Linked DNA regions of Homo sapiens: regions 1, 2, 3, 4, 5 and 7 are each linked to region 6. The links are chromatin loops, found by intact Hi-C in ENCODE. Cell type or tissue: PC-3. All regions are shown on one strand. Region 1 has its middle 130 kb from the start of ZFP64. Region 2 overlaps ATP9A (ATPase phospholipid transporting 9A (putative)). Region 3 has its middle 100 kb from the start of LINC01429. Region 4 holds the start of ATP9A (ATPase phospholipid transporting 9A (putative)). Region 5 overlaps LOC105372664 (a long non-coding RNA gene). Region 6 overlaps ATP9A (ATPase phospholipid transporting 9A (putative)). Region 7 overlaps ATP9A (ATPase phospholipid transporting 9A (putative)).

Region 1 (4,000 bases), 420 kb after region 6:
TGTGTATTTTTTTTTTTAGAGCCAGGGTCTTTCTCTGTCATCCAGGCTGGAGTGCAGTGGCACAATCATGGCTCACTGTGGCCTCAATCTTCTGGGCTCAAGCAATATTCTCATCTTGGCCTCCCAAGTAGCCAGGACTATAGATATGCATCATCATGCCCAGCTAGTTTTTAAATTTTTTGTAATGACAAGGTCTTGCTATGTTGTCCAGGCTGGTCTCAAACTCCTGAGCTCTAGCGATCTTCCAACCTCACCCTCCCAAAATGCTGGGATTACAGGCATGAGCAACCACACCCAGCTGCTTTATATTTTTTAATATACAGCTTTTAATGTTTTCAATGAATTCCATGGAGTGAATTTAGCCAGGCTCCTCCCTATTTAGAAACATTTAAGTGGTTTTCAATCTTTTGCCTTTACAATCAGTGCTATCATGAATAACCTTCACAAATATTATTTTGCTCATCTCTGAGATTATCTTAGAAAAAAATCCACAATTTTTCAAGACTAGTTATAATATAAAAATGCCTCCTTCCAATAGCTTAAGAAGTATGTTTCCTAAAATTGAAACTGACAGAGTGATCCTCTTGGGTCACCTTTGTGCGGGATTCTTGTCCAGCTTCCACTTCTCTAACTTCAACCTTAGCCAACTCCAATGACTGACTACAAATCTCATCTTGTTATTTCTTTTCTGAATCCTGAAGCCCAACTGATTGCTACTTTTCCTGAAATGACAGAGAAGGAAAAAACCAGCAGGTATTGAGAATTTACCCTGTGCAGGCACTGGACCAGGAGCATTTATATATTATCTCCTGGAGACTTCACAGTAACTTCATGAGCTTGGTGTTTTTTAAAACTAAGAAAACTGAGGGGCTGGGCACAGTGACTGATGCCTGTAACACTCTGGGAGGGCGAGGTAGGAGAATCACTTGAGGCCAGGAGTTTGAGACCAGCCTGGGCAACATAGTGAGACCCCATCTCTACAAAATATAAAAATTTAGTTGGGTGTGGTGACATGCACCTGTAGTCCTAGCTACTCAGGAGGCTGAGGCAGGAGGATTGCTTGAGACCAGGAGTGAGGTTGCAGTGAGTGGTGATTGCATCACTGCACTCCAGTCTATGCAGCAGAGCAAGATCCTGCCTCTAAAAAAGAAAAAAATTAAAAATTAAAAATAAGACAGAAAATAAAGAAAAAGAAAACTGAGGTTCTGCAAGGTTAAGTCACTTGCCCTAAGTCACACAGCTGGTAGCTGGCGGGGAGAGGGACTCAGTTTCAGGTCTGAGTCCAGGGATTCATCCAGTATCTCTGGACTACTACAATATACATGCAGACCATCCAAGCCAACACTGTCTTGAATACTTTTAAAGCTTTTAATTTTGGACATTTATTTATTATTTATTTATTTATTATTTTGAGACGGAGTCTCCCTCTGTCTCCCAGGCTGCAGTGCGGTGGCGCGATCTTGGCTCACTGCAACCTCTGCCTCCAGTGTTCAAGTGATTCAGCCTCCCGAGTAGCTGGGAATACAGGTGTGCACCATCACGCCTGGCTAATTTTTGTATTTTTAGTAGAGACGGGGTTTCACCATGTTGGCCAGGCTGGTTTCGAACTCCTGACTTCAAGTGATCCTCCTGCCTCGGCCTCCCAAAGTGCTGGGATTACAGGCATGAGCCACTGTGCCTAGCCAATTTTGGATTACTTTAAATTTATGGAAATATTGCAAAGATAGTACAGAGAGTTCCTGCATATGCTTCACCCAGCTTCTCCTGATGTTAGCATCTTAGGTAACCATGATATATTCATCGAAACTAAGAAATTAACATTGATACAACACTATCAACTAAACTAGAGGTTTTATTTGTACTTTGCCAATTTTTTCACGAATGTCCATTTTTCTTCTCCGGGACCCAATCCAGAATACCACGTTGCCTGTAGAATCTTGTACTATTTTAAATTTTTTCTTTCCTGTATGTCTTAGCCCCCCAACTACTTCTGGAGAGCAGAAATATTACGGAACGTTTCTGTTGAGTCTATCCTAGAGCCCTAGAGACAGTGCTGGACCCACAACAGGAAGTCAATCATGATGTGATATGATTTATCCAGCTTGGTCTGATTTGTCAAGGTTCTGGTTGTAGAAGGAAACAGAAAGTTCCATGGCTCTGGAATATCAGGTGTGCTAATGAACAGCTTGTAAAGCTGGGTGGGGGACATCAGCGCCTTGTCACCTTGTCTGCCAGGCGCTGGAGGAAGTGGGAGATTTGTTCATAACACCGGGTCATTTCCTCCCTTCCTGTCCTGACCTCCCAGCTTTTCCCTGACAGCCAGTGGAAGCCATGGCCCAAGTCATTTAGTGACATCTTAAGGTGAGGCAAAGAACTGACAGGGAGCGCTGGCCCTAAACTCAGACGGGAACTTCCAAATCCAGATCCCCCTCCTTAGAGGGGTTGCCACCTGGAAACAGGAGAAATCTAGACCCTTAATAAAAAGAACATTTTGCTGTGTAATTTCACCCCATTCCCACAACCATCTGCTACCTACTATCCATAATGGAGTTTTTAAAAAATATGCGAGTTTCATTCACTTATACATTCAACAAACATTTACTGATACCTCCTGCATTTCAGACAGATTTAGGAGCTAGGTATAGGCAGTAAATGAAAGAGTCCTGACCCCTATCCTATCAATAGTACAGGAAATAGGCAAGTGAACTGCTAACCAATTGTGCTAAGTGTTACACTCATTTATTTATTTATTTATTTATTTAATTTTTAACTTTTTTTAAAGCGTGATTTTTGTTTTTGTTTTTGTTTTGAGACAGAGTCTTGCTCTGTTACCCAGGCTGGAGTGCAGTGGCACGATTTTGGCTCAACGCAACATCTGCCTCCTGGGTTCAACTGACTGTCATGCTGCAGTCTCCCAGGTAGCTGGAATTACAGGCACCTGCCACCACTCCCAGCTAATTTTTGTATTTTTAGTAGAGACAGGGTTTCACCATGTTGGCCAGGCTGGTCTCAAACTGCTGACCTGAGGTGATCCACCTGCCTCGGACTCCCAAAGTTCTGGGATTACAGGCGTGAGCCACTGCGCCTGGCCTGTTACACTCATTTAACACATATTTGAGCACCTCTGGGTGCTAGGCACTTTTCTAAATCCTGGAGATGTGATGGGGAACAAAAAGGTTTTGAAGCAAAGACAGATTCTAATAAAAGGGGAGCCTATTTTATTGCGTTTTTTTGTTTGTTTGTTTTGTTTTTGTTTTTTTTAAAGACAGGGATTTGCTCTGTTGGCCAGGCTGGAGTGCAGTGGCACAATCTCAGCTCACTGCAACCTCTGCCTCCCAGGCTCAGGCGATCCTCCCACCTCAGCAAAGTGCTGGAATTACAACTGTGAGCCACCACACCGAGGCAGGCTATTTTAAATAAAGGAGTCAGGGAAGGCCTCCCTATAAAAGTATTGTTTAATTTGGGCTCTAAGAGATGAAAAAGGCTGTGGCTCATCCCTATAATCTCGGCACTTTGGGAAGTGGAGGTGGGTGGATTGCTTGAGCCCAGGAGCTTGAGGCTAGCCTGGGCAACATGGCAAAACCTTGTCTCTATTTTAAAAATAAAAAATTAAAGAAGAAGAAGAAAAAACAAGACAAAGAGCTAGTTTTGGAACAAGCGTGGAAAGAAGATTCCAAGCAAATGGAGCAGTGTGTGCAAAGGTCCTGAGGCAGAAAAGTCTTGAGCAGGTTGAAGAACTGGGAGAGAAGAAGATAGTGACGAGTGTGCAGTGAACAAAGAGAGGAGAGGGCAGCATGATAAGGCTCTCCTTCCCTGAGTTCTGGGTTAGAGATTGTTGGGGGAGGTATGCCTGGGAAACCTGGCAGTCAGAAGAGAGGCTAGCTGGAGGCAGCTGCAGGCTAACGAGGGGTGTCAGACAACTTCCTGGGGAACGTCATGAGGATTAACTGTGGTTGCTGCTCAGTGAGAGCTTCCTAAAGGTTTGAAGGGGCTTCTGGCA
Region 2 (4,000 bases), 110 kb after region 6:
GGAAGCTGCAGCCACACCCTGCGTGTTGCATGCATGGACTTCAGCTCCCTGGTGCCCCAGGGTTCCAGAGGAGCAGTGGCCCAAAGCTGTGTTGTGGCAGCTGTCACGTTGGTGTTGTGGGTGCTGCTGTTGTTCCTTAACACCAAACTGAAACTGGACCGTCTGACACTGCCATGACAAATAAACTTCCATCCCACATTCCAGACAGGCTGGGGAGATGGGCTGCAAGACCGAAACTGATTTTTTTTTTTTTTTTTTTTTGAGACGGAGTCTCACTCTGTCACCCAGGCTGGAGTGCAGTGGCGGGATCTCGGCTCACTGCAACCTCTGCCTCCCGGATTCAAGCGATTCTACTCCCTCGACCTCCCGAGTAGCTGGGATTACAGGCGTGCACCACCACGCCAGGCTAATTTTTGTATTTTTAGTAGAGACGGGGTTTCACCATATTGGTCAGGCTGGTCTGGTCTTGAACTACTGACCTCGTGATTCGCCCGCCTCAGCCTCCCAAAGTGCTGGGATTATAGGCATGAGCCACCGTGCCCAGCCCAAATCCTTTAAGAGTAAGAAATTAGGCCGGGCACGGTCGTCACGCCTATAATCCCAGCACTTTGGGAGGCTGAGGCGGGCGGATCACGAGGTCAAGAGATCGAGACCATCCTGGCCAACATGGTGAAACCCTGTCTCTACTAAAAATACAAAAATTAGCTGGATGCAGTGGCAAACACCTGTAGTCCCAGCTACTCAGGAAGCTGAAACAGGAGAATCGCTTGAACCCTGGAGGTGGAGGTTGCAGTAAGCCGAGATTCTGGCACTGCACTCCAGCCTTGGTGACAGAGTAAGACTCCATCTCAAAAAAAAAAAAGTTATTTTTCCAGATGAAAAAGGAAAATATGAAATAACTTTCTCACCCATTGATAACAGCCATTCAACTAGGTTAAAGTGTAAGTTTATAAATAACTTCGTTTACACTGCTTCCTGCTTAGACCATTTATTTATTATTTTATTTATTTTTTGTTTGTTTGTTTTTGAGACAGGGTCTCACTCTGTCACCCAGGCTGGAATGCAGTGGCCCAATCTCGGTTCACTGTAACCTCCGCCTCCCAGGCTCAAGTGATCCTCCCATGTCAGCCTCCTGAGTAGCTGGGACTACAGGCCTGCACCACCACAGCCGGCTAATTTTTGTATTTTTAGTAGAGATGGGGTTTCACCATGTTGGCCAGGCTAGTTTCAAACGCCTGACCTCAGGTGATACACCTGCCTCAGTCTTCCAAAGTGGATTACAAGCATGAGCCACCGCGCCCAGCCTAGACCATTTATATAAAGGAAAACCAAAATTGATTTTCTTAGGATTTGACTTTAAGACAAATAAAGGTTTTAACAGCAGATAGTCTGCTAACCAGATGTGCAATGGTTTCATACAATCTGGCTGAAATGCAAAAGCAAATATTAGAGGAGCAGAGCCAAGGGAACAATGTTTCTGAAAAAGGTAACTAATGTAACAAGGAGTTGGCCTCCACAGAAACCATCATCTCTGCTGGGAGTTCCCCTATAATCAGTTAGCACTGCGCAAATATTTGCTGAATTGTCTGCATGACACACCAACCTTCCAGGAAGTTACAGGGTCCAGGAAAGAACAGTCTCAGCATTGACGCTGGGCAGATCCAAGAAGAACATGAAGAAAAATTAAAAGTAGCCAGATATGGTGGCTCATGCCTGTAATCCCAGTACTTTGGGAGGCCGAGGCGGGAGAATCACTTGAGGTCAGGAGTTCGAGACCAGCCTGGCCAACATGACGAAACCTTGTCTCTACTAAAAATATAAAAATTAGCTGGGCATGGGCCGGGTGCAGTGGCTGACTCCTGTAATCCCAGCACTTTGGGAGGCCAAGGCGGGTGGATCAAGAGGTCAGGAGATCAAGACCATTCTGGCCAACATGGTGAAACCCTGCCGTCTCTACTAAAAATACAAAATTTAGCCAGGTGTGGCTGTAGTCCCAGCTACTGGGGAGGCTGAGGCAGGAGAATTGCTTGAACCCGAGAGGCAGAGGCTGCACTGAGCCAAGATCATGCCACTGCACTCCAGCCTGGGTGACAGAGCGAGACTCCGTCTAAAAAAAAAAAAAAAAAAAATTAGCTGGGCATGGTGGCGGGTGCCTGTAGTCCCAGCTATTGGGGAGACTGAGGCAGGAGAATCGCTTGAACCCAGGAGGAAGAAGTTATAGTGAGCCAATATTCTGCCACTGCACTCCAGCCAGAGTGAGATTCTGTCTCAAAAAAAAAAAAGGAAAAAAATTAAAAGCCGTTATGAATTAGTCAACAGCAGTGGTTCTCAATAGCAGGGCGGGGGGATTTTGCCCCCTGCAGACATTTGGCAATGTCTAGGGATGTGTTTGATTGTCACTACTACAGGGAAGTAGGGCACTACTGGCACGTAGTGGGTAGAAGCCAGGGATACTGCTAAACATCCTACAATGCCCAGGAGACCCCCCACCAGAGAGTGTAATCTGGCCCCAAATGTCAATAGTCCTGCGGTGGAGAGCCCTGCTCTGGAGCAGCTCTGCCCACTAGGCTTCTGTGATGATGGAATCATTCTATACTGCACCATCATCCAGCACAGTAGCCAGCAGCCACATGTGGCTGCTGAGTACCCAAAATGTGACATTTAAAGTTTATTTCAATACCCAAAGGAATATACATCATTCTACCATAAAGACACACGCACACAAATGTTCACTACAGCACTATTCACAAAGCAAAGACATGGAATCAACCTAAATGCCCATCAAAGACAGACTGGATAAAGAAAATGTAGTACATATGCACATGGAATACTACGCAGCCATAAAAAAGAACAAGATTGTGTCTTTTGCAGGACATGGATTGAGCTGGAGGCTATTATCCTCAGCACATTAACACAGGAAAAGAAAGCCAAATACCACGTGTTCTCACTTATAAGTAGGAGCTAAGTGATAAGAACTTACAGGCACAAAGAAGGGAAGAAGAGACACTGGGGGTCTATCTGCAGGTAGAGGGTGGGAGGAGGGAGAAGAGCAGAAAAGATAACTGTTGGGCACTGGGCTTAATACCTGGGTACAGCAAACCCCGGTGACATGAGTTTACTGATGTAACCTCAGGTACGTAGCCCTGAACCTAAAATAAAAGTTTTTAAAATTTTTTATTTCATTCACTTAACTGATTGAAATAGCCACGTGGTACCATTATGGACAGCAGTTGTTAAGAGGGCAGTTAGGAGTGGAAGGAGGCTGGGCACGGTGGCTCACGCCTGTAATCCCAGAACTTTGGGAAGCCGAGGCAGGCGGATCACCTGAGGTCAGGAGTTCAGGACCAGCCTGGCCAACATAGCTAAACGCTGTCTCTACTACAAACACAAAAATCAGTCAGGGCTGGGCACGGTGGCTCACGCCTGTAATCCCAACATTTTGGGAGGCCAAGACAGGCAGATCACGAGGTCAGGAGATTGAAACCATCCTAGCTAACACAGTGAAACCTCGTCTCTACTAAAAATACAAAAAATGGGCCGGACATGGTGGGGGACACCTGTAGTCCCAGCTACTCAGGAGGCTGAGGAAGGAGAATTGCTTGAACCCAGAAGGTGGAGGTTGCAGCGAGCCAACATCACGCCACTGCACTCCAGCCTGGGCAACAGAGCGAGACTCCATCTCAAAAAACAAAAACAAAAATCAATCAGGTGTGGTGGCGCACGCCCGTAATCCCAGCTACTCCAGAGGCTGAGGCAGGAGAATGGCTTGAACCCAGGAGGCGGAGGTTGCAGTGAGCCGAGGTAGTGCCATTGCACTCCAGCCTGGGCAACAGAGCGAGACTCCGTCTCAAAAAAAAGAGAAAAGAAAAAGGAGTGGAAGGAAAGGTATGAAGGGAAACTTTTGCTCTTCCTTCTAAATACATCTAAGGTCTGGGTTTTTCGTTTTTTTTTTTTTTTTTCCTGTTTAACTAGGAGAATACAAAACCTAAGTCAGGAAGGA
Region 3 (4,000 bases), 330 kb after region 6:
GTTGGTAGAATTTTTTTTAAAAAAGAAGAAAATTAAATAATGGTGGTATTTTAAAAATATGTATGATATATCCACTTTATGTATCTATGAAAATTGCACAATTAAACATGCTTGTATGTAAGCAGAAGTTTTCTTTTTTAAAAAATGTGGGATGGCTGGGTGTGGTGGCTCACGCATGTAATCCCAGCACTTTGGGAAGCTGAGGTGGGTGGATAACCTGAAGTCAGGAGTTTGAGACCAGCCTGACCAACATGGTGAAACTCCATCTCTACTAAAAATACAAAATTAGCTGGGCATGGTGGTGCTTGCCTGTAATCCCAGCTACTTGGAAGGCTGAGGCAGGAGAATTGCTTGAACCCGGGAGGCAGAGGTTGCAGTGAGCCGAGATGGAGCCATTGCACTGAAGCCTGGGTGACAAGAGTGAAACTCCGTCTCAAAAACAAAAACAAAAAAAGCAAGATGCACCTACAGTGATAAAAAGGATAATGTATAGCTTCAAATGTAGGAAAGAAGGATTAAAAATAAATAAGCTGCCGGGCACAGTGGCTCACGCCTGTAATCCCAGCACTTTGGGAGGCCGAGGCGGGCAGATCATGAGGTCAGGAGATCGAGACCACAGTGAAAGCCCGTCACTACTAAAAAATACAAAAAATTAGCTGGGCGTGGTGGCGGGCACCTGTAGTCCCTGCTACTCAGGAGGCTGAGGCAGGAGAATGGCATGAACCTGGAAGGCAGAGCTTGCAGTGAGCCGAGATCGCGCCACTGCACTCCAGCCTGGGTGACAGAGCAAGACTCTGTCTCAAAAAAAAAAATAAAAAATAAAATAAATAAGCTAACATTTACTTCAAAATGCAGTAAGAAGAAAAACAGGGTCAAATATAAAGAAAGATGGAAATAAAAGGAAATAACCATCTGAAAAAAATTTAAACAGAAAATGTCCTAAAGCTAATATGAAACGTTCGGCCAGGTGCGGTGGTTCATGCCTGTAATCCCAGCACTTTGGGAGACTGAGGCTGGCACATCACTTTAGGTCAGGAGTTTGAGATTAGCCTGACTGAGATGATAAAACCCCATCTCTACTAAAACTACAAAAATTAACCAGGTGTGGTGGCACATGCCTGTATTCCCAGCTACTCGGGAGGCTGAGGCAGGAGGATCGCTTGAACCTGGGAGTTGTTGCAGTGAGCGGAGATCGTGCCACTGCATTCCAGCCTGGGCGACAGAGTGAGACTCCGTCTCAAAAAAAAGCTAATATGAAATGTTAACAGTTGTGGCTGGGCGCGGTGGCTCGCGCCTGTAATCCTAGTACTTTGGGAGGCCGAGACGGGTGGATTGCCTGAGCTCAGGAGTTTGAGACCAGCCTGGGCAACACAGGGAAGCCCTGTCTCTACTAAAATACAAAAAATTAGCCGGGCATGGCGGTGTGCGCCTGTAATTCCAGCCACTCAGGAGGCTGAGGCAGGAGAATTGCTAGAAGTTGGGAGGCGGAGGTTGCAGTGAGCTGAGATTGTGCCACTGCACTCCAGCCTGGGCAACAGAGCGAGACTCCATCTCAAAAAAAAAAGAAATGTTAACAGTTGTTATTTTAAAAGAAGGTTACAAAGCTGCTCATTGTATTTTTTTTTCTACTTTCTGTATTTTTAAACTTTCCTGTTAGAAAATTATACATCAAAAGTAAAGTGTCCCCATGAGGTCATTCTGTCCCCAGGAGTGGGAGGCTTGCCAGGCCTCTGGGTGGGGTGATGCCGTGCTCCTCCCAACCTTGATGCCAGGACTTCCTAACCAGGGGACACCTCATTTCGGTTCTGGTCAGCCTGGCTTTACTTCTCTCCTTACTGCCCCCTTATGGTAGCCATTTGCCAGGGTTTTGTCTTCCTTGGTTATGTCCCTAGCTAAGAGTGTTCTGGAGCCTTGATGTGGATCTTGTGTAGAGGATGAAAGCTAAAAAGTCAGGGAGCCACTTAAGGCATCCCTGGCCTGGGGAAAGGAGCCTTCCTTCTTCCCATTTCCCTTGTCAATGATGCCGGCTCCGTGGATTCTACTCCCATACTTGGGTAGATAATCTGGAAGTCTACTCCTCATCTTTTATGCAGGTTTTAGTTCTGGATAGTTCTTCAATCCTGTCCACTTCCCACTCCCACCCCCAAACGGTGCACTATGTATGAGCCATGCAGTAGGTACCCCGCATAAAGGGAAACTCGCACCTCCCTTCCTCACAGACTCCCATGGCGGGGAAGCTGGACTTGGCACAGGTGGAGTCCTGGGGAGTAAGTTCTTGGGCTGGCATGTTCATCATCTCACTGGTGGGCTCACCTTGGGCAAATGACAATTTCTCTAAGACTCAGTTTCTTCTTGCAGAAAACTAGGACCACAAACTGGGTATACATTAAGTAGATAATGAGTGTTTGGACTTTTGTTTACTGTGTATCTTTCCCAGTTTGTCTGGAGGGCATAGTCTTTCATGGTTTCGTTCAGCATGGTTTTCTTAGAGCGTTTATGCATGCCTGTCACATGTAGGCATTCTGGAAATATTTGTTGAATGAAGTACTTTTGCTTTGTAGTTTTACTTTAAATCTTCCCTTACTTCTCTTGGAGATTTTTTTTTTTTTTTTTTTTTTTTTTTTTGTGACGGACTTTCGCTCTTTTTTTTTTTTTTTTTTTTTTGAGACGGAGTCTCGCTGTCGCCCAGGCTGGAGTGCAGTGGCGCAATCTCGGCTCACTGCAGGCTCCGCCCCCTGGGGTTCACGCCATTCTCCTGCCTCAGCCTCCCGAGTAGCTGGGACTACAGGCGCCCGCCACCTCGCCCGGCTATTTTTTTGTATTTTTAGTAGAGACGGGGTTTCACCGTGTTAGCCAGGATGGTCTCGATCTCCTGACCTCGTGATCCACCCGCCTCGGCCTCCCAAAGTGCTGGGATTACAGGCGTGAGCCACCGCGCCCGGCCCGGACTTTCGCTCTTGTTGCCCAGGCTGGAGTGCAATGGCGCGATCGATCTCAGCTCACCAAAACCTCCACCTCCCAGGTTCAAGCGATTCTCCTGCCTCAGCCTCCTGAGTAGCTGGGATTACAGGCATGCGCCACCATGCCAGGCTAATTTTGTATTTTTAGTAGAGCCTGGGTTTCTCCCTGTTGATCAGGCTGGTCTCGAACTCCTGACCTCAGGTGATCTGCCCGCCTCGGCCTCTCGGCCTCCCAAAGTATTGGGATTACAGGTGTGAGCCACCATGCCCAGCCTAGGAGGAGATATTTTTAAGGGTTTAAAGAACATACCTAGACATAGAATTGTTGGGTCGTGGGAAATTCACACCTTCAGCTTCAACTAGATATCACCAATTGTTCTCCAAAGAGGTCTGCCAATTTCTACTCCCAAATAGCAGTTTATAAGGGTTTCCTTCTGTTCACGTTCTCTCTAGAACCTGGTACTTTCGGATTTTAACTGCTATGCCATCCTGATGGGAATGAAATGCTTTTTCTTTAAAGGGAAGAATGAAAATGGCAGGTCCACTTTAGGCTATACGACATATTGAACAATTTTAATTTTACTGTTACTGGATATTTACATTTTAGTTATCCCAGATCTCAGCTCCGATGTCTCTTCTGGGGAGGACTTTGCTGAATCCCTATATAAGTTGGTTTTCCCTTCAGTCACTGACTATCCCATCTGTCTATTTCCCTTCCCTTCTGTCTATTTCCCTTCCCAAGCACAGAAGTCGGAAAGCATCTTTTGGATTGTACTTGTTTACTGCTTTCTCTCCCAGGAGACTTTAAGCGCCCTTGCCTGTCTTGTTCACCACTGCACCTCCAGGCCTAGCACAGAGCCTGGTACAGGACAAGAATGTACAAAATATATAGAGAATAAATGAAAGAGTGTATGGACTTATTGAAAAGCAGAAGCCAGTGGACTAATTCAACACTGGACTCACTAAAATGAATCTTGACAGTTATAGGCAAGTGCTACTGTCAGATACTCTTCCTTTGTTTTGCCCTTCTTACCTTTGAG
Region 4 (4,000 bases), 130 kb after region 6:
TAGCCGGGAGTGGTAGTGGGCACCTGTAATCCCAGCTACTTGGGAAGCTGAGGCAGAAGAATCGCTTGAACCCAGGAGGCAGAGGTTGCAGTGGGCCAAGACCAAGGCATTGCACTCCAGGCAACAAGAGTGAAACTACATCGTCTCAAAAAAAAAGAAAGATTAGTTCCAAAGCTGGTAAATTCTAAAGGGGCTGTGATGCTCCATTCCAACGCAACCTAGAAAACTTACTTTTAAATAAAATTATCTGCACCACTCCCTCTGGCTCTCCATATGAACGGCTCATGTTTCTATCACGCTAATGATCACTTTTGAACAATATTTGCATTTTTCTTTCATGTACTGACTCAAAAGTTCTCAACTCTGACTGCATGTTAAAATCATCAGGGGAGCTTATTAAAATATATAGATAGAAACCCAGGTCCCACCCTAAATTCTTATTTCAAAGGTCTAGAATGAATCAGAAAAGGCTAGTTAAGTTTCCCTGGTGATTGCAATGAACAGCCAGGGTCAGGACACCCACACCTGTTGGGCAGGTCTTCTTTAATTCATCCTTGCATCCCCATCAGCTGGAGTGGCTCCTGCACATAGTAGGCGTCTCATAATTGCTCATGGCACAAATTAATAACCACTGGATTTTAGACTCCACTGATCATATTAATTCATCACAGTATTTACGGAGGATGTACGATGTACCAGGCACTGTTCCAGGCATAGTGTTCAAGTCAATTGTCATCATTAAAACGAAGGAGGCCGGGCGCGGTGACTCACGCCTGTAATCCCAGCACTTTGGAAGGCCGAGGTGGGTGGATCACGAGGTCAGGAGTTCAAGACAAGCCTGGCCAAGATGGTGAAACCCCCGTCTCTACTAAAAATACAAAAACTAGTCAGGCGTGGTGTCGGGCGCCTGTAATCCCAGCTACTCGGGAGGTTGAGGCAGAGAATTGCTTGAACCCGGGAGGCGGAGGTTGCAGTGAGCCGAGATCTCGCCACAGCACTCCAGCGTGGGCAACAGAGGGAGACTCCGTCTCAATAATAATAATAATACTAATAATAATAAACGCAAAACAGAGAAGGGAGGAGTGAGGGAACTATCTTTGGGTCAGACAATCCGGAGTTCAATCTCCATTTTGCAGTCTTCCCTATAGCCCTTAACCTCCGTAACCTCCAGTTTCCTCCTCTGGGTAATATCAGTGAGGCCTCTTCTTCGGAGGATTCAGGAAGCCAGGGACAAAGACCCCACAAAATGGCCGCCAGCACCATTCTTTTTTTTTTTTTTTTTAATTCCACTGACACCTGGTGAAGCCACCCTTATGGTTCACTCCACCCGCCGCGTCTCCTGTTCCGAGCAACTGACGCTGCAATAAGCGGCCGCCACCGGGAAATGCCCAGAGAGGACCAGACGCCCGAGGAAGGGCGGAGCAGAGCGGCCGCAGGCCCCGCCCAACACCGCGCTCAGCCTCCCGCGGGCTCCAGCCTCACCTGCGCGGCCTGTGGAGCTGCACATCTCCAGGCCCCGCCCCCCAGAACTCTGATTGGCGGGTCTAGGCGGGGGCCGGGAAATCTGCATTTGCACCAGCGCCCACCCCCGTCCTTCCCACCCCCGCCCCTCACGCCCAGGTAAGTCTATGGCAGGCGATACGAGAGCCCCGCAAACCTCAACGCGTCACGCTGCCATCCTCCGAACAGGAAGACGGCGAGGCGCAAAATACCAACCCGTCCCCTCTTCCCAAATGCAGAAAAACCCTTGCCTGTTCCGCGCCTAAGCTGCCCTCGGGGTCTCCTACTGCGGGAAGGGCACAGCAGGTGGCAGCCCCTGTCCCAGCCGTGGGATTCCTTCCCCGAAATTGTGGGGGGAGAACACAAGGGGTAGTGTCACCAAGCGGCCAGTAGGAGACCCTCCCACCCTCCTGCGACTGCTGGTTCGGGTCCACCCCGGGCGGAGGGGGAAGGGGCCACCGGAGCGCAGGTGGTCTCGGCGCAGCCTCCTGGGGCTGGGACCCAGGGGCGCTGATGGGGTACCCCGAGGCGTAGGCCGCGCCCCCCTAAAAGCTGAGCATATCTGGGCTCCCGAGTAATGCTCCAAGCGCAGAGCTCGGTGTGACACTGACCAAATTGTTACCTCAGATATTAATTACGGACAGATATTAATTACGGAACAATAAAACGGTGAGAAAGCACGGCTGATCCGAATTCCGCGAGTGTGTAAACAGCACTGGGGCGGGCCCGGCTTCTCGGGGTTTCTAAAGGAAGGTGGGCAAGGAGGCCCAGGCAACCGGGCGCTCGAACCCCAAAGGGCCGGCATCAGGCTAGGTGCCGCCCGGGGCTGAAGCGCAGGGACCCCCTCCCCACCTCCCCGCCTCCCCAGCCCTGCCCCAGGCTCATGGCGCCGGGCGCGGCGCGCGGCCAACCTGTCAGGCCCGGCCAGGCTGGCCCGAGCGCCGGGCTCCGGGAGGCGCGGACAAAGGAAAACACGGGCCCAGGCCCACTCACCCGGCGCGGGGCCTGCTGTCCATCCGCTTCTTCTGGCGCACCGGCTGCAGCGGGATGTTGTCCGTCATGTCGGCGGCGCCGCCCGCCTTGGCCGCCGCGCCCCCCGCGCCGCCTGGGCCGCCGCCCGGTCCGGCCTCCGCGCCGCCGCCCGCCGGCGCCGCGCCGCCCCGGGGGAGGAGGCGGCGGCAGCGGGCGGGCCGGGCCCGCAGCGAGGGGGCGAGCTCGCGAGCGCCGGGCCACGCGCGGAGCGCCCGCGCGGCCCGACCGACGGACACGGGCGCACCATGGGCCCGAGCTCCGCGCTGCGCCCGCTCGCTCCGCGCCGCGCCGCGCCTGCCACGGGGGGCGGCCGGGCCGTGTCCGCGCCGCCGCGACCGCTGCAGTGTCCCCGCCCCCGGCCCGCGCCCGCGCCCCCCACGCGCGCCCACCCGGCCACGCGCCCCCCGCCCACGCCCGCCGTGCGCGCACCCTGCCACCGCACCCCCCGCAAAATCCCACATTCACAATCACATCCCAGCCCTATACACGCGCGCTGTGACACTCATCCCCACCAATATCTGACATGCACAATCACACGGGCACCCGGCCACGCTCACCCCATCAGTCAGTCATTCTCACTCACTCTTGCACCAACGTGCATATTCACGCCCAGGCCCTACACACACACCTGCCACTGCTCACTGCCTGCAACATCTAACATTCACAATCACATGTGAGTCCTGCACACACACATAACACTCTCACCCTCCTGTTGGTCACCATCATCCATGCACCCAGTTTCTCAAGCCTCACACCCATGTGCCTGCAGAAATCACAGTCACACAGGGACCCTCAGCTTATCAGACTCCTTCACCCTCTGACCTTCACCATCCTCACCCTCATTCTCTATCTGGATTCTGGGAACTCACCATGACACACACGCACCTGCCTCTTTCATCCAAACACCCTTCAATAGTCTGAACACCCTCATTCTCACACCAGCCACTTTCTTGGGCTTGCACATGGGCCCCACTCTCAGGCCTCAGACAGTCACCCTGCATTACCTGTCACTGTGATTCACGGTCTCACACACACACCTATCTCCACCGCAGCCCACATCCACACTCACTTCCACACCCTCCCACACAGTGTCTGGGACCCATGAACTTTTCAAAGGCCTGATAAAGTTATGAGAGCAGGAAAAAAAAAACAGAGGGAAGGAACAAAGTGAGGGAGTTTAAAAATCAATATGTAACTAAAGAGCCTGAAATTGTAATAATACCATATAAACTAATCTAAAGCTGACTTTTACATAGTTACATCTAATGACTGATCATGTTGGACGCCGTTTCTTTTTTTTCTTTTTGAAACAGAATCTCCCTCTGTCGCCCAGGCTGGAGTGCAGTGGCAAAATCTCAGCTCACTGCAATCTCTGCCTCCCAGGTTGAAGCAATTCTCCTGCCTCAGCTACCCGGGTAGCTGGGGTTATACATGTGCCTGGCTAATTTTTGTAGTTTTAGTAGAGATG
Region 5 (4,000 bases), 440 kb after region 6:
GCATTGCTACCCAGGCTCGACTTGAACTCTTGGGCTCAAATAGTTCTTCCTAGCTCAGTCTCCCAAGTAGCTGGGACCATAGACACTCATTACTGATGCTGGCTCAATTTCATGTTAACATTTCCCCCTTGCCTTTTATCCAAGGCCAATCACCCTGTTGCTTGTACTTAGGGGTTAACAGACTGGCCTTCCAAATCATGTCCTTTTTATAAATAAAGTTTTATTGGCCCACAGCTAAACTTATTTCCTTCCCTATTCTCTGTAGCTGCATTACAGTGGCCGAGTTGGAACCTCTGTGCTACAACAGCAGTGGCAACAGAGCTGATAACAAGTAGGACCAGCAAAGCTCAAAACATTTACTATCTGGCCCTTAACTGAAAAAGTTTGCGGATCCCTGGGGCTCAGGTGAAGTCAAACTGCAAACATTCTCAGTTTCCTCTTCCAGATCCAGAGGGCTCTGCAAATCAAGGCTGGTGTAAGAATTGCCATTCTGGTCTGTGCCATGTCAGCTGCTCCTTTCTATTAAGGCTGTTTTATTTGGTTATTACCTGTACATTTTAAGTCTCATTCTAGCAGGTTTAGCCAGTTCAGCCCCCAATTCCGAATGATTTAACCCCATCCACTGCCATCTTCTAATTTCCTAGAAATGGTAAGGTAAGACTACCCCTACTCCTACAAGTTTCCTGGTCCTAGACTTCCCTCTTAGCCTACTTTTCTCTGAATCTTGGAATTCTTACCAGTCTCAAAAATTCTTTTAAGTTACCCAAATTCTTTTTAATACTCATTCAGCCTTATTCTCTTGAACTACACTCTCAGCTTTGTGCAAATCCCATTTGTGTCTCTGCCAGAAAATTTGGTATCTTTTAGTGTGTTTTACAAGTCACACTTGCCAGTTCAGAGCAAAGTACTCTGCAGGAGGGCTTGCTACATTCTAAGACCATGGGCCAAATCTAGCCTGCCACCTGTTTTTGTAAAGTTTTATTGGAACACAGACACACTTGTTTTTTCTTGCAATCTATGGTTGCTTTTGCACTAAAACCACAGAGCTGAGTAGTTGCAAAAAACTTTATGGCCCCACCCACTGCCTGAAGTAAATATTGGGTTCACAGCTTTTTACTCACCTCTGCTCTATTGGGAATCCAAGTTTGCTGGGTGATACCAGCTTGGATATAAAATCCTTAAAGTCCATACAGCTGTTAACAAAAAATGCCTTCTAAAAAGGCTGATATCTTTCCTCTTTGTCTAAAGAGCTATAACAAGAAGTACAAGGAACGTTTATGTGATTTCAATCTATGGGTTCCCACTTGAAAGGTCAACAACCTTCTAGAACAGAAACGCAGATCAGATTCACGACAAACAGCAGAAAGGTAACAATAGCAACTGTACAATAGCACCAGCATTCAGTAACCAAACACTTTTCTGATCAAAACGATCATCTCCAAAGAGACTAATTCTATCCTGGGTCTCTGTCATCATTTTAATCTTTTCTTCTTACAATAGAGATTCAGCAGTACACCATCACCTACCTGATGTAAAACTTAAACGGAGTCAGATTTGCCCAAACTACCACCATTCACAAAATAAACTAGGTACCTCTATTTCACAAGTGAAATAGTCCCTTCTACACAACCTATAAAATCTTACATCCTTTTTTCTTAGTTTACCAGGAACAATGGATCTACTTAATCTGTTTCAATTCCAGAGATGTTCAGCTTGATGAGGGCACACAAGACTTTATATTTAAAAAGAGTATTTGAAGGAAAGATGCCAAAAGTAGAAACCAAGCAACTTTGGGTAAGTATTATATCCACTGAGATTTCATAACCTCCTAAGGGTCCATCTATGAGAAGAGGTTGGATTTTCAGTAGTTTGTGGGTTCAGCAAACACTAAATGCTTTCCGTGATGAAACAGATGCTGGTGTGAGGCTGTCCCACGTATCACATATCCCAGCACCCAGCACCAAGCTCAGGGCCCACTGGGCCCCTGGACTTTTCTCTCCAAATAGAATTAAACAGAATTTTGAATTCCACAACAGACAAGCACAGGCTGGGCTAGTTAGCTTGATCTTTGGCGCCACCTCCAGATCAAACTGCATTTCGTTTTACTACAGTAGGAACTCATTGAGAAATCCAATGTGCGTTTATAATTAAGTTACTGAATGGGGCGCGGGCTGGGGATGGAGAACCTTCTACCGTAACTGTCTGTGGAGGGCTGCAAAATTGAGTGTTCCTTACATCATGCTACCATGAGTCTGCCTTTTTTATTGTAAGACAACAGGTAAAAGAAACCACACAAACATATAAGGCAAACACTCTTAGAACGATCACCCAGGTTATGAAATAGAAGTTTTCCAGCAACCCCAGACCCTTCACGTACACCTTCCTCACTTTAACCCTTTCCACTCTAGAGATTAGTTTTAGTTTTCTATATCGTCTAAGTTTAATAATTCCATCAGAGATGGATCAGTTTTAAAATTGGAATCCGTTACGTAGAAGCTATCCCCATTGGATAGAGCAGGGCTTGGCAGACCCCGCCTTTGAATGAACAAGTCGACTTGCTCAGATAATCCTTGGAGGGAAGAGACAAATGCGAGGAGTGTCTCCACAGCCCTGCTTTGCTTTGCTTTCGTCACTGTCGCCCAGCCATCGCCTCTGAAGGCCTGTGAAGTTGGAGCGGCCAGCCCCAGAAGTGGTGCCCAAAGCCTGTCTCTCAGTGGCCTCACCTCTGGAGGGCTGGGCAACAGCACTGGTCAGAAGTTCCGACAGCTGACCACCCTCTTCGGCTGAGCTAGAGGTCTTGGCTGGGCTCTAGGGGAGCCTCGAGCTGCCCCACGGAGACCAGGGTGCTGAGCTGTCCCGAGGCACCGCTTTCCGGTGGGAAGGTGACCAAGTCTGAGTTCTTGTTCTCACTCTGATCACTGTGCTGCTTCTTGTGGCATCTCAGAGAGTCATCCCTGACGAAGGAGGCGCCGCAGGTCTCACAGCGGAAGGCCCTCTGCGTCACGATCTTGGCCACGTGCTGGGAGCTGCCCTCTCTGAGCCCTTCCTTGCCCAGAGGGGCCCGGTTCTCCGTCTTGGCCTCGTCCCTGTGCACCTTGTCGACGTGCTTGGCCAGGCTGCTGGGCCGCTTCGTGTCGAAGCTGCAGAAGTCACACTTGAAGGGACGGTCCTTACAGTGGACTCTGCTGTGCACGCGCAGGGCGGCCGCGCTGGAGCAGGAGTAGCTGCACTCTGGACACTTCTCCGGGTGGTCGGCCTGGTGCAGCCGGCTGTGCTCCAGGAGGTCAGCCCGGTCCCGGCCCTGGAAGGCACAGTGCAGACATTTGAAGGTGTGCTTGATGCGGATGTGCGATTTGAGATTCGCCTTCATGGTGCAGCGGACGTCGCAGAACTCGCACTTGAAAGGCTTCTCCCCCGAGTGCACGATCATGTGCCTTTTCAAGTCCGAGCTGATTTTGAACTTGGCGCTACAGAGCCAGCACTGGAAGGGGGTATCCCCTAGCAATGGAAGGTGTGTTTCCATTAGAACAGGCAGGCAAAACAGACCCTCCCACCCCAACCTGCCTTAGCACACTTGGCCGCCATGAGATGGTTGGGTTTTGTGAACTCTAAACCCAACCTCCTAATGACAACACTTGTTGTGCATATTAATGCAATCCTCACAACAATCCTATGAGTGGGTACTATTACCCCCACTTTACAGATGGGACAACTGAGGCTCAGAGAGGTCAAGTTACTTGGCTCAGGTCAAACAGCAGGGATTTGGAACCCAGGCACTATGGCACTCAAGTCCATACTCTTGATGACCCCTTCAGTTTCAAATCTAAACTCCCATTTAACTTGACATCCCAGAATTGAATGTGGAAGAAGAGGTGAGATTTAAATTACAAACAACTGCTTCAAATCAAGCTAAGACCTGTGAAGACGCTTACTATAGTGTTTAATCTATATGACATCAGTTATTGAGCTTGTATTTCAAGTTAAAGTTTCTTACTTTTAT
Region 6 (4,000 bases):
TTCAAGGAACCTGTAAGGCTGAAGGAGAAGTTCACAAGCCAAGCCTTAGCTGAAAATTCTCCGCCAGCAGGCAGGGGGCAGGGCCATGTGCCCAACAACCTATGTTATCAATTTCTACTTCTACTTGTGCACTCTGTTTTTTTTTTTTTATTTCCAAAGGTTTTTGGGGAACACATGGTGTTTGGTTATATGAGTAAGTTTTTTAACAGTGATTTATGAGATTTTCGTGCACCCATCACCTGAGCAGTATACACTGAACCCAACTTGTAGTCTTTTATCCCTCACCGTCCTCCCACCCTTTCAGCCCCCTGACTCGCCAAAGTCCATTGTATTATTCTTAAGCCTTTGCTTCCTCATAGCTTAGCTCCCTCTTATGAGTGAGAACATACGACATTTGGCTTTCCATTCCTGAGTTATTTCACTTAGATAATAGTCCCCAATCCCATCCAGTTTGCAGCGAATGCCATTAATTCATTCCTTTCCATGGCTAAGTAGCATTTCATCATTTTATATATATATATATATATATATATATATATATATATATATATATATATATATCTCATAGTTCCTTTATCCACTTGTTGACTGATGAGTATTTGGGCTGGTTCCATATCTTTGCAATTGCAAATTGTGCTGCTATAAAAATGCATGTGCAAGTATCTCTTTCCTCCATGAGGCATGAAACACTTGGGTAGATCAGGGTGGAGAGGATTCTCATTTGTCAAGGAAAAAAAAAAAAAAAAGTCCAGAAAAGATGAAAGAGCCTTATTCCAAAGATCCTTAAGATCTGAAGGAGAGTTTTCTGCAACGAAGCTAAATGATGTGAGGAACCACCCCACTCCAACATAGGTGTGGGACTGAACCAAGGAATCGGTATTTTCAAAGCTCCCTGGGAAAAATCAGACAATCATGCAGACTGCAGAACAACCAGACCAAGTGGCATATGAACACCAGATTTTCCAGCCTCCCCACGACGGAAAGTGTGATCTCCGTGGGTAAAAAGAGAAAACAGAGGGATGGGCACAGTGGCTCACACCCGTAATTCCAGCACTTTGGGAGTCCCAGGCAGGAGAATCGGTTGAGGCCAGGAGTTTGAGACCAGCCTGGGCAGCACAGTGAAACCCTGTATCTATAAAAAATTAAAAAATGAGTCAGCCCTGGTTTTGCAAGCCTGTAGTCCTAGCTACTCGGGAGGCTGAGGTGGGAGGACTCTTATAAATACATTCTTTTAATAAGAATTTAAAAATTAAAAATTTTTAAAAGAGCCAGTAGAAAAACAACATATCAAATCCAATCAGACTCTTCAGACTGGCAAAATTTTTTAACGTGCCCGGCCACAAGGTTTCTTTTTTCATCATTTTGATGAAAATGTTTTGAAACATGAGGGAAGTGGTGGCTGAGCAACACTGTGAATGGACTAAATGCCACTGAAGTTTTCACTTTAAAATGATTATATTATGTGAATTTCACCTCAATAAAAAAATACATGTTCAATATTAAACAAAAGAGAATGAGAGATGTATTACCAAGAAATCCCCAATGGACGTTCTCTTTAACTTTCACTCCAGAACCAGGGACACCATAAGCGGATCAGAGTTACGGGGTGTGTCCAATGAATGAACTAATTTCCTTTCTGCTTAGGGAATTATATTCCCTTGTTAGTCTGGGTGACAGATACCACAGTAAAGAGGGTTAGAAAGAATGTCAACCCACAGGGACACACGCAGCACACCTGGGGTACTTAAGCACTTTAAGCCATGAATAAAAACGACTCACCCGCACGATGATGCCCATACGTTTGCTTTCATAGGTGAAAGGGAAGATCTGTAGGATGGTGAAGTTCAGGATCTGGTCGCCAGGGGTCCTCAGCTGCATGGAAGACTGGTCTCGGCCCACCAGGGTTAAGCCCACACTTTCCGTCCACTGTACCAGGGCCACCTAAACATAACACAGGGTCGAAGGTCAGATGCCCAGCCGAGAATCTGGGTTCACAGGCTGTGCTATGAACACAAAGGCAGAAGGGGGCTCAGAGACAGGGGAATCACAGTAGTCACTGCCCTTAGGGACGCCAAGTGCTCTGTGCTGGCCCATGACAGTGTCTGTTCCTCTGGGTCTATGAGGGCTCCCACACTGAAAGCTGCCCCTCTATAAGGCACAATTCATCTTTTCTAGGCTCAAAACAGGCTGCACACCAGAGGCATGGCGGAAAGAGATGGCACAGAATTAAGAGTGATTGTGACTGGGTGCAGTGGCTCAGGCCTGTAATCCCAGCACTTTGGGAGGCCGAGGTGGGTGGATCACCTGAGGTCAGGAGTTCGAGACCAGCCTGGCCAATATGGTGAAACCCCGTCTTTACTAAAAATACAAAAATTACCCAGGCATGGTGGCGGACACCTGTAATCCCAGCTACCCAGGAGGCTGAGGCAGGAGAATCGCTTGAACCCAGGAGGCAGAGATGCAGTGAGCTGAGATCACGCCATTGCACTCCAGCCTGGGTGACATAGCGAGACTCTGTCCCCGTCCCCACCCCACACCACCCCCACTCCGAAAAAAGGAGCAATTGGCACAATTACGGATCACTCCTGGAAGTATCTGCAACAAGCTAAACAATAAAAAAAAGAAGGAAGAGAATGCTGACTGACACAGCCCTTCGCCTTCAGGCTCTCCTTTCAGCCTCACACACTGCACTGGGGGAGTGTCTTCAGTGGTTCTCAACTGGGTGATTCTGTCCCCCAGGGGACCCGCGCCAACATCTGGGGGAATCTGTACTTGTCACAACTGGAAGGAGGTAATGCTGGTATCCAGTGGGCAGAGGCCAGGGATGCTACAAAACGTCCCGTAACACACAGGACATACCACACCAGAGACTGATCTGGCCCCAAATGTCAATAGTGCTGAGGTGGAGAACACGGGTCCACACAGAAGAGGAAACCAAGGCTCAGAGCAGTTAATGAAGTTGCCCAAGGTGACAGCGCTGGCATGTGGCAAAGCTAGGCCAGACTGGCACCTGGATCCGCCTGGTGTAAAGTTCCACAGCACACACTCTTCCCTTCCAAGAGTCATCGCACGGGTGTCAAGTCAGAACCTTCTCATGGCCTCAGCCAGACATACTCAGCTTAAGGTCAAAGGCATGAGGGTTGCAAACTCCAAGACAGGGGCCAGAGTGTTGATACAAATAGCAAAGAGGGCTGAGTGGGGGCTGTGGCAAGCAGGAGCCCAGCCCCAGCCAAAGGAGGCTGCTGCCACTATACACACAGGTGGCAGTTACTGCCCTGCAGGGACTAGGGCCAGGGTGGATGGAGCTTCCAGTTTCTCAAGAAAAAACAGAAATTTAGACTTCTCCCCGAGACGGCCTAACTTTTAAATGTAAGCAATTGGCCAGCTGCTGTGACTCACACTTTTAATCCCAGCACTTGGGGAGGTTGACGCAGGAGGATCACTTGAGCCCAGGAGTTTGAGACAAGCCTAGGTAACACAAGGAGACCCCATTTCTAAAAAAAAATTTTTTAATTATTAGGGTGGTGGCTCATGTCTGTAATCCCAGAACTTTGGGAGGCTGAGGCAGGCAGATCACCTGAGGTCAGGAGTTCGAGACTAGCCTGGTCAACATGGTGAAATCCAGTCTCTACTAAAAATACAAAAATTAGCCGGAGGTGGTGGCATGCGCCTGTAATCCCAGCTACTCAGGAGGCTGAGGGAGGCGAATCTCTTAAACCTGGAAGGTAGAAGTTGCAGTGAGTAGAGATCGCACCACCCCACTCCAGCCTGGACAACAGAGCGAGACTGTATCTCAAAAAAAAAATTATTATTAGGGTGGGGTGGTGCATGTGTGTCGTCTCAGTTACTCAAGAGGTTGAGGTGGGAGGATCACGATCTGGGAGGTGGAGGCTACAGTGAGCCATAATGGTGCCACACTACTCCCACCTGGACACAGAGTAAGACCCTGTCTCAAAAACATAATAATAGAGCCGGGCGCGGTGGCTCACACCTGTAATCT
Region 7 (4,000 bases), 61 kb after region 6:
ATAATGGATGAAAGGGGTTGGAGAATCAGAGGGGTGGCTGTCAACAAACTCTGTGGGAGAGTTGAGGCCAGAATTAGACAGACGAAGGACACTGTGTTTACCAATAACAGACGAAAGGCACCCTGAGATGTGAGAAAGTGGGACAGGTGAATAGCTAACAGCATGCACACGGCCAAAGGCTAGAACTCCTTCAGCAAGACGTAAAGCATCAGGAAAGCAGGGAACAGCGAGAGATGAAAGTGGAAGGGGCCAGTTGGGGCCAGGTGGCCCCACACCCTGTGAGGGAGCCCAGAGAGGAAGAGAGAATTTATTCTGGTGATAGGTGAAATTCACATACAGGAGCAACACCACAAAATCTTTATGATGCTGCTATCTTGTAACAAGCCCATGTAACTTACAAATGTTCAGCTAAGAGAGAGATAAAAAGTAATTATAGGCCGGGCACCACAGTGGCTCACGTCTGTAATCCCAGTACTTTGGGAGGCCGAGGCAGGTAGATCACCTGAGGTCAGGAGTTCAAGACCAGCCTGGCAAACATGGTGAAATCCTGTCTCTACTAAAAATACAAAAATTAGCAAGGCATAGTGGCAGGCACGTGTAATCTCAGCTACTGAGGCAGGAGAATCGCTTGAACCCGGGAGGTGGAGGTTGCAGTGAGCCAAGATCTCACCCTTGCACTCCAGCCTGGGCGACACAAGCAAAACTCAATCTCAAAAAAAAAAAAAAAAAAAAAGAACTTAAAGACTTAAAGACACGAAATAATATAAGTGCACAACTCTAGACTTTTAGTGTCTCACATATTTTACATTTTAACATAATTTAATATCATTTATTTTTTAAGTATTTCACTACCATTGAGATTTTTCAGAGCATTCCAATGTTTTCCTATTGAAACAACTCTCTTTAATCGGTTCCATAAGATTTGTTTTTAACTAATTTTTGTGTGTCGTTAAATCTTGTCATTAAACAATAAGTAGAACTGGCATCAAAAGGTCTGATATAAACACTACTGACTTCTGACTTCTTTTTTTTTCTTTTTTAGACGGAGTCTCGCTCTGTCACCCAGGCTGGAGTGCAGTGGCATGATCTCGGCTCACTGCAACCTCCACCTCCTGGATTCAAGCGATTCTTCTGCCTCAGCCTCCCGAGTAGCTGGGACTACAGGCACCCACCACCAAGACTGGCTAATTTTTGTAGTTTTAGTAGAGACGGGGTTTCACCATATTGGCCAGGCTTTTCTCGAACTCCTGACCTCGTGATCCACCCGCCTCGGCCTCCCAAAGTGCTGGGATTACAGGCATGAGCCACTGCGCCCGGCCAACACTACTGACTTCTAGAAAGCACTCAACTAACAATGGCGAGCTGAACTAACCCTCGATCGCTGGTAAGACTTCTGGACTCTCCTAGTGTGAGTATTTCACCCTACTAAGTGAGCATCTAGCATCTAATGGCACCTCATTTTCATAAAATGTGATGCTAAACTCAATTCAGTGACCGGAGCCCTGGCCTGCTAGAGAGAGATCCACTGGCCTCCTTTCATTATGTCTTGGGCTTTGGTCAATACATTTACAGAGAGACTGGAGAACATCCAATTAGATGATTAGAAATGGGTAAAGAGGCCGGACACAGTGACCCAAACCTGTAATCTCAGCACTTTGGGAGGCTGAGACAGGTGGACCACTTGAGCCTATTAGTTCAAGACCAGCCTAGGCAACATAGCAAGACCCTGTCTCTACAACAAACACAAAAAATCAGCCAGGTGTGGTGATGTGCACCTACAGTCCCAGCTACTCCGGAGACTGAGGTGGGAGGAATGCTTGAGCCCAGGCGACCAAGGCTGCTGTGAGCTGAGATTGTGCCACTGCACGGCAGCCTGGGCAAAAGAACAAGACCCTGCCTCAAAAAAGAGAGACAGAGAAAGAGAGAGCGCCGGGCATGGTGGCTCACACCTGCAATCCCAACACTTTGGGAGGCCGAGGCGGGCGGATCACCTGAGGTCAGGAGTTTGAGACCAGCCTGACCAACATGGAGAAACTCCATCTCTACTAAAAATACCAAATTAGCCAGATGTGGTGGCACACGCCTGTAATCCCAGCTACTCGGGAGGCTGAAGCAGGAGAATCGCTTGAACCCGGGAGGCGGAGGTTGCAGTGAGCCCAGTTCGCACCACTGCACTCCAACCTGGGCAACAAGAGCGAAACTCCGTCTCAAAAAATAGAAAACAGAGAGGGAGCGAAAGAAAGAGAGAAATGGGTAAAGAGACGGTCTAATTGGCAGAACGATTTCATGGCCTGAACCACTCTTCTTGCTCCACTAGGGGGCAAAAGGAAAAATGAACACAGACCTGTCGTTTTTCTGGGAGCTCAGGAAGGTATTACTTGAAGGAAGACCGTAAATTCAACGTGGCCCTCAGCGCCAATGAACTTTTCCTTCACCTGAGCTTGCCCCAACTTTCCCAAACATAAATTTACACATTGTCTTTGGTTTTATTACTAAAATTTATGCTGCTGACCTGGCCCAAATGATCACACCCGGGTTCAGATCTTCAAGCTCTAGTTACAGGTTCCCTCTTAAAATCTAACTCATAGAAGAGCATGTGTTTTCATTCTTATTAAATAATAATTGCCTATGTATATGTGTGTACATTAGCAGGACAGAGGACAAAATCAGGGAGATTTCACTAAAAGGATCAGCAGGGCTTTCTCTGGCACATATATTTTCCAAATTTTTCACATGAATTGTTTTTCCATTAAGCGTAAGGTTGCTTTCCTAAGAAGAAAAAAATAATAATTAAAATTAGCTCAAATTTTTAAGTGACCAGACCCAGATTTTTCCCTTCTGCAAGTGAGTGCTGATTTATGATCCATTCATTTGAACTCTGCCTCTCTCTGTCCATCTGTTCTGCCTCAACAAAAACCCCTTTAATCCTCTGTGTTTGCAGAGCAGTTTCTGAGTAACCCCAGCAGGCCAATCCTTCATGCAAACACACCTACTGTACCCAACTGTCCATCAGCCAACAGGGCTCTTGCTCCACCTCTAAGGGAGGAAGCAAGGAGCCACACCATCATGAGGTCACTTGGGATTTTTAGCCACGGTCATTCATTAGCATTGCAGTGTTTTGAGGGGATGAGCCTCGGATCTGCAGCTTGAACAAACACAGATTCCCAGACTCTCCCCTTCTGTTGAGCTACTGCAGAGTGCTGTCAATTTGGACTTCTTGCCCCATGTTGTCTTTTCTTTTGGTGATCAAAAACACGTAGTTTGGCTGGGCACAGTGGCTCCCAATCCTAGCACTTTGGGAGGCCGAGGCGGGTGGATTGCTTGAGCCCAGGAGTTTGAGACCAGCCCGGGCCGCATGGCAAAACCCTGTCTCTATTTTTTAAAAAAGTTAAATTAGGCCAGGCGTGGTGGCTCATGCCTGTAATCCCAGCACTTTGGGAGGCCGAGGCAGGTGGATCATGAGGTCAGGCGTTCGATACCAGCCTGGCCAACATAGTGAAACCCTGTCTCCACTAAAAATATATAAAATTAGCCGGGCGTGGTGGCAGGCGCCTGTAATCCCAGCTACTTAGGAGGCTGAGGCAGGAGAATCGCTTGAACCTGCAAAGGCGGAGGCTGCAGTGAGCCAAGACCGTGCCACAGCCCGGGTGACAGTGCAAGACTCTGTCTCAAAAAAAAAAAAAAAAAAATTAAATATCTATAGATACATAGTTTGGGCCTTCATGCTTCATGGTGTGTGTGTTCGTGTGTGTGTGTGTGTGTGTGTGTGTGTGTGTGTGTGTGCATGTAATGAGAGAAAATACAAATAAAACCAGAATGAAAAGGAGAAAAAGCAGCAAGAAGAAAAGAGATAAAAAAGCAGATACTGTTATTTACATTCCCATATTTACTGGGAGTTTTCCACCAGCCAGGCCCTAGGCTTGGCTGTCAGTATTTGACTAAAATGTCCCTCTCCAAGGAGCTCTCAAGTTGGTAGGGAGAAAGAGGGAGAGAAAAGAGA

The links. Peaks named below come from ENCODE experiments on the same cell type or tissue, not always from the same donor. Only the 100,000 strongest peaks of a DNase experiment are listed, where the experiment ranks them.
Region 1: a loop joins it to region 6, with 8 times the contacts of the local background. A loop is called at or near these places in 8 of 110 quality-filtered maps.
Region 2: it touches region 6 in a loop (6-fold over the local background); 4 of 110 quality-filtered maps call a loop at or near these places.
Region 3: a loop joins it to region 6, with 16 times the contacts of the local background. A loop is called at or near these places in 43 of 110 quality-filtered maps.
Region 4: it touches region 6 in a loop (4-fold over the local background); 18 of 110 quality-filtered maps call a loop at or near these places.
Region 5: a loop joins it to region 6, with 13 times the contacts of the local background. A loop is called at or near these places in 82 of 110 quality-filtered maps.
Region 7: a loop joins it to region 6, with 7 times the contacts of the local background. A loop is called at or near these places in 13 of 110 quality-filtered maps.

Annotation. Positions count from the first base shown.
Region 1 is chr20:52,058,938-52,062,937 of GRCh38, forward strand. No RefSeq gene overlaps it. Among named protein-coding and RNA genes, the nearest start is that of ZFP64, 130 kb to the right of the region's middle. In PC-3, a CTCF peak has its summit at 2,359; a DNase peak (open chromatin) is centred at 2,324.
Region 2 is chr20:51,743,157-51,747,156 of GRCh38, forward strand. All of the region lies in intron 1 of ATP9A (ATPase phospholipid transporting 9A (putative)), which reads right to left. Among named protein-coding and RNA genes, the nearest start is that of ATP9A, 23 kb to the right of the region's middle. RefSeq lists a silencer at 1-128. In PC-3, no CTCF peak of the experiment used is centred here; a DNase peak (open chromatin) is centred at 1,585; H3K4me3 peaks cover 126 bases; H3K27ac peaks cover 2,784 bases.
Region 3 is chr20:51,964,678-51,968,677 of GRCh38, forward strand. No RefSeq gene overlaps it. Among named protein-coding and RNA genes, the nearest start is that of LINC01429, 100 kb to the left of the region's middle. RefSeq lists an enhancer at 3,851-4,000. In PC-3, CTCF peaks have their summits at 1,855 (motif pointing left) and 2,057; a DNase peak (open chromatin) is centred at 1,834.
Region 4 is chr20:51,765,809-51,769,808 of GRCh38, forward strand. ATP9A (ATPase phospholipid transporting 9A (putative)) reads right to left here and starts at 2,582. Exons shown (of 28, transcript NM_006045.3): 1 at 2,494-2,582. The coding sequence starts at 2,561. In PC-3, CTCF peaks have their summits at 1,903 and 2,104; DNase peaks (open chromatin) are centred at 713, 1,443 and 1,843; H3K4me3 peaks cover 1,894 bases; H3K27ac peaks cover 1,947 bases.
Region 5 is chr20:52,081,769-52,085,768 of GRCh38, forward strand. LOC105372664 (a long non-coding RNA gene) reads left to right here. Exons shown (of 3, transcript XR_936849.3): 1 at 1-1,367; 2 at 1,703-1,794. It also overlaps a transcript of ZFP64 not described here. Among named protein-coding and RNA genes, the nearest start is that of ZFP64, 110 kb to the right of the region's middle. In PC-3, a CTCF peak has its summit at 2,081 (motif pointing left); DNase peaks (open chromatin) are centred at 1,073 and 2,073.
Region 6 is chr20:51,637,564-51,641,563 of GRCh38, forward strand. ATP9A (ATPase phospholipid transporting 9A (putative)) reads right to left here. Exons shown (of 28, transcript NM_006045.3): 15 at 1,780-1,941. Among named protein-coding and RNA genes, the nearest start is that of NFATC2, 97 kb to the left of the region's middle. RefSeq lists an enhancer at 1,707-2,001. In PC-3, a CTCF peak has its summit at 1,854; a DNase peak (open chromatin) is centred at 1,828; H3K27ac peaks cover 2,221 bases.
Region 7 is chr20:51,698,622-51,702,621 of GRCh38, forward strand. The region is part of intron 4 of ATP9A (ATPase phospholipid transporting 9A (putative)); the gene reads right to left. Among named protein-coding and RNA genes, the nearest start is that of ATP9A, 68 kb to the right of the region's middle. RefSeq lists enhancers at 1-439, 2,854-3,354, 3,355-3,855 and a silencer at 2,849-3,143. In PC-3, a CTCF peak has its summit at 2,324 (motif pointing right); a DNase peak (open chromatin) is centred at 2,330; H3K27ac peaks cover 953 bases.